Linked DNA regions of Mus musculus: region 1 is linked to region 2. Evidence: chromatin contacts called from ENCODE Hi-C or POLR2A ChIA-PET data. All regions are on one chromosome and are shown on one strand. Each heading gives the region's core, a stretch centred on a gene start or an enhancer-like site at or near the end of the contact. The rest is flanking DNA. Distances are from core to core; before and after follow the strand shown.

What was found. Hi-C counts contacts between places; a loop is a spot of excess contacts on that map. ChIA-PET counts read pairs that join two places held with the same protein, here RNA polymerase II (POLR2A).
Region 1: a loop to region 2 is called in a map of heart, with 2.0 times the contacts of the local background. The contact joins the promoter of Maf here to the enhancer-like site in region 2. A Hi-C loop is called at or near these places in 2 of 37 maps with a recorded cell type or tissue (gastrocnemius and heart). POLR2A ChIA-PET finds 5 or more read pairs at or near these places in 1 of 5 experiments (Patski).

What each region holds. Positions count from the first base shown.
Region 1 is chr8:115,704,760-115,709,183 of GRCm38, forward strand. It overlaps Maf (avian musculoaponeurotic fibrosarcoma oncogene homolog), which reads right to left and starts at 2,135. Exons shown (of 1, transcript NM_001025577.2): 1 at 1-2,135. The coding sequence starts at 2,104. The coding sequence ends at 992.
Region 2 is chr8:115,527,074-115,531,554 of GRCm38, forward strand. No RefSeq gene overlaps it. Among named protein-coding and RNA genes, the nearest start is that of Gm39256, 120 kb to the right of the region's middle. Within about 2 kb of position 2,863, at least 1 of the 3 ENCODE cell types and tissues checked has a DNase peak (open chromatin) inside an H3K27ac peak, as active enhancers do; it is heart, where a contact is called at or near this core.

The DNA of each region.
Region 1 (4,424 bases), core at 885-3,384, 180 kb after region 2:
CATGAGATGAGAGTAAGTTTGTTTTTGTGTTTTTGTTTGTTTGTTGTTTAATGGCAGACTAAACTTTCAGATTTGGCATCATAAGGCCAAAACTCACAAGTCACACCCAGAAGGTTGATGTAGGCTTGATTGTGGCAGGTTCAGGAGTGGCTTTAGTTCATTCTGTTTTAGCATAACAATGCTAAGATAAAACCCCCGTGGAACTCAGCTCGCTGCAAGGTCTATAGCATTTCACATTTTTTTTTCCTTTGCAAGCTCAATCAGAAGAACTCAGAAGGAGGGGAAAAAAAAACCCTGCTTTTTTTTTTTTTCCTTTTATCTCAAGAACATGGTGCAGGGGTGGGGGTGGGGGGTGGCAGAGGCTGGGAAACACAGCAAGCTCCAAAAAATTAGTAATAGTAATAATAAACAAAAACAAAGAAGAAGAAGAAGAAAAAAGAAAATCCAAACAAAATAAAACACACAAACACACACACACAGAATGAACACCAGCTCATGAGCTGAAGAAGAAGAAGAAAAAATATATATACAGGCAATTGATGGCCCGGTTCAAAGGTGAGCTATGCCCTACATGAAGTATGCTGCTCAGATCTTTGACCCTTGTGCAAGTCCAGGGTATGTGTGGGGCAGGCGGTGTAAAAAGAGTAGTAGTTGTAATAATAATAATAATAATAAAAAAGAACAAAACAACCAAGCTAGCAAGTTACGGGGGAATTCAGGTTGGCAATCCATGAGCCAGACACCCTTTCCCTCCCCAATTCAAAAGAGCCATCACCACCACCACAAGCTTGGTGTGTGTGTGTGTGTGTGTGTGTGTGTGTGTGTGTGTGTGTGTGTGTGTGTCTGTTCAGGGCCAAGGGGAGCAAACTCGCCAGGGGAGGGGGCGAGGTGGTGGCCGAGCGAGCTTGGCCCTGCAACTAGCAAGCCCACTCAGGAGCGGGACCCCCACGGAGCATTTAACAAGGTGGCTAGCTGGGATCGCGTGTCACACTCACATGAAAAATTCGGGAGAGGAAGGGTTGTCGCTGCTCGAGCCGTTTTCTCGGAAGCCGTTGCTCACCAGCTTCTCGTATTTCTCCTTGTAGGCGTCCCTTTCGCGCACCAGCCTGGAGATCTCCTGCTTGAGGTGGTCTACCTGCTGCAGCAGCTGGTTCTTCTCCGACTCCAGGACGTGTCTCTGCTGCACCCTCTTGAAGCGGCAGGACTGGGCATAGCCGCGGTTTTTCAGGGTCCGCCTCTTCTGCTTCAGTCGGATCACCTCCTCCTTGCTGACCCCGCGCAGCTGCCGGTTCAGCTCGCGCACCGACATGGTCACCAACTGCTCGTCCGAGAAGCGGTCGTCGAAGTGCAGGCCGCCCGCGGCATGGTGCGGGTGCAGGGCGCCCCCCGCCCCCGCCGTGCCCCCGCCGCCGCCTCCGCCGCCGCCGCCCCCGGCGCTGGCCGGGCCACCGCCGCCCGCGCCACCCGCGCCGCTCGCAGAGGCAGACGCGCCGCCCGCGGCTCCCGGGGCGCCGGCCGTCGGATGGTGGTGGTGCCCCGCGGCGTGGTGGTGGTGGTGATGGTAGTGGGGTGCCGCGCCGCTCTGCGCGGCGGCCGCGGCGATCACGGCGGACACCACGGCGGCGGCGGGGCCCATCTCCTCGCCGCTGCCGCCCAGGGAGGCGCCGGCGCCGGCCCCCGCTGCCGCGGCCAGCTGCTGCGCTCCCCGCGCATAGCCATCGAAGCCACCCTGGAGCTGGTGGCTGTTGCTGATGAGCGCCTCGACCGCGTCCTCCGGGCTGAAGCCCAGCGCCTCCGGGTTGAGCTGCTGCGGGTAGCCGGTCATCCAGTAGTAGTCTTCCAGGTGCGCCTTCTGTTCGCTGCCCGAGCCCGGGCTGGGCGCCGAGAAGCTGGGGGACGGGGGCACCGAGCTGCAGGGCGTGCTCATGGGGGTGGAGGACAGCGAGCCCCCGGCGATGAGACGGCCGCACTGGCTGATGATGCGGTCGGTCTCCACCGGTTCCTTTTTCACTTCAAACTTCATCAGATCGAAGTCATTAACATATTCCATGGCCAGGGGACTGGTGGGCAGGTCGGAATTGTTCATTGCCAGTTCTGAAGCCATCCTCCTGCCTCCGCCGCCACCGCCGCCGCCGCTCCGCCAGATGGGCTGCAGGAGAGGGGCCAGCGGGCTGTGCTGGGTGGCCAGCGGGTGAGCCAGCTTGCCGGGCTAGGGCGCTTCTAGCTTGCGCGGCGGTGGCTGTGGCCCGAAAGCTCGAACGTGCACACACCCCCCGCCCTGCCCGCAGCCCCCCGCGCCCGCCCTCCCTCCCCCTGCTCACGCCAATGTGCTCTCTCTCTTTCTCTCTCTTGCTCTCTCGCTCTCTCTCCTCCGCTCGCCCCGGGCCCCCTCCTCGCCTGCTCGCCTCCCTGAGCTCCGATCCCGGGCGCTTCAGGCTCGGGAAGGTCCTCCGCGGCTGGCGGTGACGGTGGTGATGACAGCGGCAGAGAGGATGCCGGAGGAGCACGGCCCGGTGCGCGGCGTCCCCGGCTCGCCGCTCCGCTGCGCGCTTTGCATAAGGAGGGCTCGCCTAAGCCGGCCGGGCTGCAGGCGGGGCGCGCGCGGAGGCTGCTCCGGGGCTGTGTGGCGCGGCGGGTGGCTGTCCCGGAGGCGCCGGCCTCCACACCGGAGTGGTTAACACTTCACGCTTCTCTCCTCTTCTGCCTGGCTCTTATGGTTACTATTATTATTTTCTTTTCTCTCTCCGGATCCCTCGCGTGCGCGCGCTCTCTCTCTCTCTCTCTCTCTCTCTCACCCTCTCCCTCCGTGCAAAGTGCAAGACCGAGGTGCAGGCCGGCTGGAGGCAAGGGAGGGGGGAGTTAAGTTCTTTCTTCCCCCACTTTTTTTCTTTTGGTTTTGGTTTTTCTTTTCTTTTCTTTTTTTCTTTCTTATTATTTTTTTAAAGCAAAATTGCAAGTCCTGGGCCAAGGCAAAGCCGAGAGCAAAAGGGTTGGGGGGAGAGGCCGAGCGGACGAGCAGCCCGAGCTACAGCTCCAAGATGAAAAGAGATTTTAAAGCCTCTGATCCCAGCGAGAAGAGTTTAAAGCAATTGCTGAGTTTTATAGCACCCGTGACGTCAGGCTCAAATGGGAAATTGACTGGCACTCTCCGCCAATGGGAGGCGGCGAGAGCGGCAGCGATTAGCATAATAGTATAGAAACAAGGAAACTTTTCGGAGCTGTCAATCACAGCCCAATCAGCTGACTGTCAGCTGGGACAGGTTTGCTTAACCCTTGCGGCGCTGCTACTGGGGCGCAGCCAGGGAGCAACACCCCCCACCACCGGCCGGTGCGAAGTTTAGTGCACCAGGGGACAGAGTTTACTAAAAGGGCGGCTGGAATCCGGTAGGACCCGGGAGGATGGTTTGCTTTCCTCGGAGTTCGAGAGAGGCCTGCCCGGCTGAACCGCAGCTCTCATGCTGCAGAGATCCGCCAGAACTCCCCTGTCCCCTGCCGGTCCCGCACCCTGACAACGTGCATTTATTTGTCTTGCAGTTTTCGATCTTTGATCCATCCTCTGCATCTTTCGTGGCTGTTGATGGGGGTAGCCGAGTGCTTTCCTTCCTTGAATCTGACGCTCCAGGGGCCCAACTTGACTGAACTCTTTGTCCCTCTCTGCAAGTGAGGTGATCAGATGGGGGCGCCAAGGGTGCGGGGACCCAGAATGCGCGCGGGGATCAGTGAGCAGTGCGCCTGCACTTTTTTTTTTTTTTTTGATTTCACGCGGAGAAGAAAACCAGTATAACTCTTGAAAAAGCAGGGGGCTTAAAGTATATAGGGACTAGCTGCCCCCTAGCATCTTCTGTCCTTGGAGGGACAGACAGAATGATGGTGCCAGCAAGTTGTTCTGGGACACTTTAAGCCTGAGCCTGATCATCCCGGCTCAACCCTCAGCCTCAGGACTCTAGAATGGAGTTTGGCTTTTGAGAAATATTCATATTCATTTTCTCCTCTCTCCTCTCTCCTCTCTCCTCTCTCCTCTCTTCTCTCTTCTCTCTTCTCTCTCTCTCTCTCTCTCTCTCTCTCTCTCTCTCCCCCCCCCCGCCGTTTCTCTTCTCTCCCCTCTACAATCCACCACCTTTTCCATTTATGAAACCTGAATCCTGCTTGAGATGCCCCCCCCCATACACCCTGACCATACCATTCTCACCATTATGAAATCTGAACCCTGTTTATCAGGGTCCGGAGCGTCTTTGCACTCCCACCTCGCTTAATTATTTGGTATTTAGAACTTGGTGGTGAAGGGCGGGGGGGGGGGGGGAAGCGGGGGCAGTACCCCAGAGCCCTCCCGGCTCCTCTCCAAGGGTTAAATTTTAAACCAATATTTTCCCCCACCTCCGGACAAGTCCGGAAACCCAGATTGGGGGTGGGGTAAGGTTGCCCCC
Region 2 (4,481 bases), core at 1,613-4,112:
TTCCTACCATAGCAGTGCATTGGACCAAGAACGCCAACGTTTAAGCAACAAGCACGTCCGGGACCCAGGAGAAGGGACAATGAAGGGAGACGGGGCACTCTGTTCTGAGATAAGGACCCTTTGGCCTGTCTTCCTGGGCTATGATGATCTAGAGAGAGGCTCCAAGCACATACACAGGGTCGTTGCTTCACCTCCCAGTGAAGAAATCCCATGGCTGAGGCAGAATGACTGGTGATTAAAAAAAGAGGGAGACCTCCTGGCCAGAAGTTTGGAGCAACATCAAAGTGGATTCCAAACACAAATGCTTGGAACATTATGACTCTCCACCTAGGGAGATATGATTCTAGACCCTTGTTTCTCCATGTTATTCTCCTCATCCTTTCTGTTTTGTCGTCCATAGAGGGAAGCACTCATCTCTGTACTCACTGCATTCCGCCATTCATTGTCCTGTAATCCCAACCCGACCGTAAACCTGGTTTTTCCAAATAGCAAACTATCTAGGTCCACAATGAGTGCTTTCAAACGCAGGCGAGTCGCCAGGCTCTTGACCAGATCTAGTTTATAGTCCCCGTTGCAGTAAACAAACCCCATCCTTTTGGTTAGCAATAACCATAACTAGTATTTATTGGACTCCTATATTGCCACGTTTAATCTCCCTGCGAGGATGTGGGAAGTACTGACTGACCTCATTTGGTAGAGAAAGAATTTGGACTTCATGTTAGCAAATGCATCTCCATTCCTACCAGGCCTTTCTGGGTGAGTATATGTCACGCATGCCTTCACATGTTCAACCGAAGGTTTTCAGGGCATGGAAGAACCCATTCTACCCACGGTCATGGGTCATGATAAGCTGGAAACCCTGGAGAATCTGTCAGCCAAGGAATAACAGGAATTGGTGTTAAATGTTTCAGCCCTGGATGGGCCAATACTGAGGCTCTTTTTGTACAGTGTCTCCTAGAGGTAGCTAGTAGGATTATCTCCAGTCTCTACAGAGACTTACAAATGGCAGGCATCACCCCTTGCTTAATGCATGCTTTCTGCACTCTCCTGCTGTGCCCCACCAGGCTCAACTCCTGGGTTAATTCCTTGCCTTCAGAGTCCCTCTCACAATCTATATCTGGCAGTTGTCAAACCAAGTCTGAGTGGCCTGGCCACTTGGCCAGAGTCCAGCCGGGATTTTTAGTCTATGTGGCCTGAGAGAATGCCTCAGATTGAGAGGCTCACAAATAATGGGAAAACATTCCTCACAACTCTGAAATATGAAAAAAAATAAGAAAAAAACCAACCCAAGATCAATGTACTGGCAGATATGAAGACGTCTTTCTCTGTTCACAGCGGATGTTTTTGATATCTCCTTCCAGGGCCTAGGGACAATCTTATCTCCTCAGGGCCTCTTTTAAAAAACCCCAAATCGACTCCTTAAGAACTGTAGTCTCATGACCTGTCACCTCCCAGAGTTGCCATAATTCTGATACCATCACTTTAGGGGGTTAGATTTCAGCCTCTGAATTTTGAAGGCACACCAATGTTTCTACTATATGGGGTCAGACTCATTTCCCATGATGAAAACCCTTTGTTTCTAAGTTTAAAACCAACATATCACTTTATACTGTCCCAGATCTCTCCATGTATGTGTGTCAAAGGAGGAGAGAACCCTATTCTTTTAGATGCCCCTAACAAAGGATTGGAGCCCAGTATGGAGAGACTTGTTCTCATCCAGAGCCAGGAGCAATAGACATTGAAAACCCTAGCACTTTGTCCAGGGTTCTCTATAAGAGCAGTAGCTGACCCTAAATTGAGGCATGGGGGCATAGAAAGATCACTGGCTCATGCCCCCCCCCCCCCAGTTGGATAAAAAGCACCTAACTTCTTAGATTGCTTAGCCCCTTTCTGGCATGTGCTAATATGCAAGGCTGGCACCAGGGAGGGTACCGTCTGGCAGGTCGATCCTTCATACGGAACATTAAGCCGAGGTCCTGCACAGTCTTGAACATTAACCATCCCCTGGTACCCATGAAGAAGAGCTACGGGTTTTATTAACCTCGGTGTCCTGGATGCGTTGTACGGTAGAAACACCATCATTAACCCACCTCCAGATGGGGGACGGGGACCTCTCTCCTAGCTCTGTTCCAAGAGACGAGGCCCTCTGAAATGCCTTCAATAATTTAAAGAAGCTACCTAAATGTGATCATAAAGTCTCTAACGTCACCTCAAGGATGGCAATTCATAAAGATTTTGTGAGAGTAAAAACCGCTTTGTTCTGTTAGGAGCCTTGGAAAGTTTGTGTGAATGCGTGTGTGTGAGTGTGAGTGTGTGTGTGAGTGTGTGTGTGTGTGTGTGTGTGTATGTGTGTGTGTGTGTGTGTGTCAGGTGGGGATATGATCTTGTCACTGTGCTTCTGCTACTGGGATTTCTGTAGTATCCTGGTTTAATTATTCCGAATATCACGGCCACAGCACGACCCATTAACAACTGCTCAGCCTGCTCCAGGAAGTCCCTTTGGTCATCTTGGTAACATAGCCCATCACTCATTTTTCCCCATGTCAAAGATTATATTTTCTTACCTACTTACAGACACAGCTTCATTATAAAAATGTTACAAGCATAATAACACCCTGTAAGTCCTGACTCACTGGAATTTAAACTCAGATCGCACCGAGGCATTCTTGGGAGGAAGCGAGCTCCCAGCTTGTTTCAAGAATGCCTCAGCCATTCTCTGGCTCGTGGCCGCACCTGTCATTTGTAGTCTTTCTGTTGTGTTCCAACTTGAAGCCAAGGAACACGAAGAAGGTTAGGTCATGTCAAGGGTCCCATGAGGGAGGTCAAGGGTCATGGAGAAGAGGTCCTTGTCAGGCAGGGAGAGAGCTCACCCTGGTTTCCTGTGCGAGGAAGCCGGTGCCTCAGAGGAATGAGTGGGCGGACAGGCTCCCTCCCCTTTGTGCTTGAAGAGGATTTCCCGGAGAGTGGGTGGAATGAGAGAGTGTGGTGTGGAGACAGAGGCCAGGATTCACACCACATCCCTGACTTAAACGCTGTTAATAAGTCCTTAAGCCCCACGGTTTCTCTTCTATTCATCTGGAACCGGAACTGAAAGTAAAGGATACATCACAAACTGCTCTCTTCCCTCTCCTCCTCTCTCTCACTTTGGCTTTCTTTATTCTTTTCTCCCGAGCTTCCTGTTTCCTACCTTCTTCCTTCCCTACAGCTCCTTCTTTCCCTTTCCCTTCCTCCCACTCCCCCTCTCTCTCCCCTTTCCTCTCTCCACCATCTCCTTCCTCAAACACCCTACTTACCACCATGTGCCTGAAACTTAACTCTGAGCTATAGATACAGGCTGGAATGGTCATTTACTCTCCAAACCCAAAGGCTTCCTGCCATCCCCTGTCCAAAAGACCAGGTAAAATGTTATCTTAAAAACACTTTGCAGGTTAGAAAGATTGCAGGAATGTGCATATTATATTGTAATTGTGGAATTATGCATACTGTATGCTCTGAGGGGGTTGGTGTAGGTAGGGGGAGAAGTTTTGCCCATAGACTAGAAAGTTCAAATTGTGCTAGCCTCCACCTGCCAGGAAGGTGGCACCCCCAGGGCTACCACTTAAACCCCAGTGTGAGTGTGTCCCTGGAACTTGTAGTGACAACATTAAAGAGACTGGACCACTGGGTCCCCACTCTCATCTTGGAAACAATTTCCTTTCATGTGTGTTCTACATTCCCTCAAGTATAGATTCACTTCAGCGAGAGACATTTGTAATCTCCTGATCTTGAGATTCAGTAAACACAGTTGAGCTCAATAAGTGAGCTAAACATTGCAAGAAATGGACCTAGCTGTTTTCTTTTTCTCTCTTTCTTTTTGTCCCAATGCTCCCCCCCCCCCCCCACACACCTTAAGAAACACATCTCTTGAATCACTCTACACTCATCCTGCCCACCTAGACCATCTTCAATTAAAGGCCTGAGACACCTTCCAAGACTGCCAGGTACCTTTGAACCTCGTGGGGTCTGTGGGAGCTGAGCAAGCTCACCAGTTCTCTGACTCTGTTTTTCCCTGTGACAAGTACCCATGCTTTAAGGCAACAGCCATGGGCCTGCCTCTTCAGGCCCCACTCACCAGGAATGATTTGATTGGCACAGAACAACAATAACCCTCTCCAAATCCCAGCTCCCCTCGCCTTTAGCCACCAGCACCCCTGGAAATGGACATGGTAGAAACGGAGATGGGAGAATGGGCTTGGGGGCCAGCACAGCACTGCCTGGTGGAATTTTCCGCAATACCACAGCCACTCTCCACACAGGGCTGCTGCTTCTGAGAAGCCGTACTTTCAGATTTCATTAATCAGTTAAATAGCTCCACATGCAGATGGCAACAACCAACACGGGCCACGCAAGTTGAGACACACCCAACCCTCTGTCTTCTCACTATTAGAGATATTCATTTCCGGGTTCACTCCACCTACGCAGTCAGTAAGTGATTGCCGCTC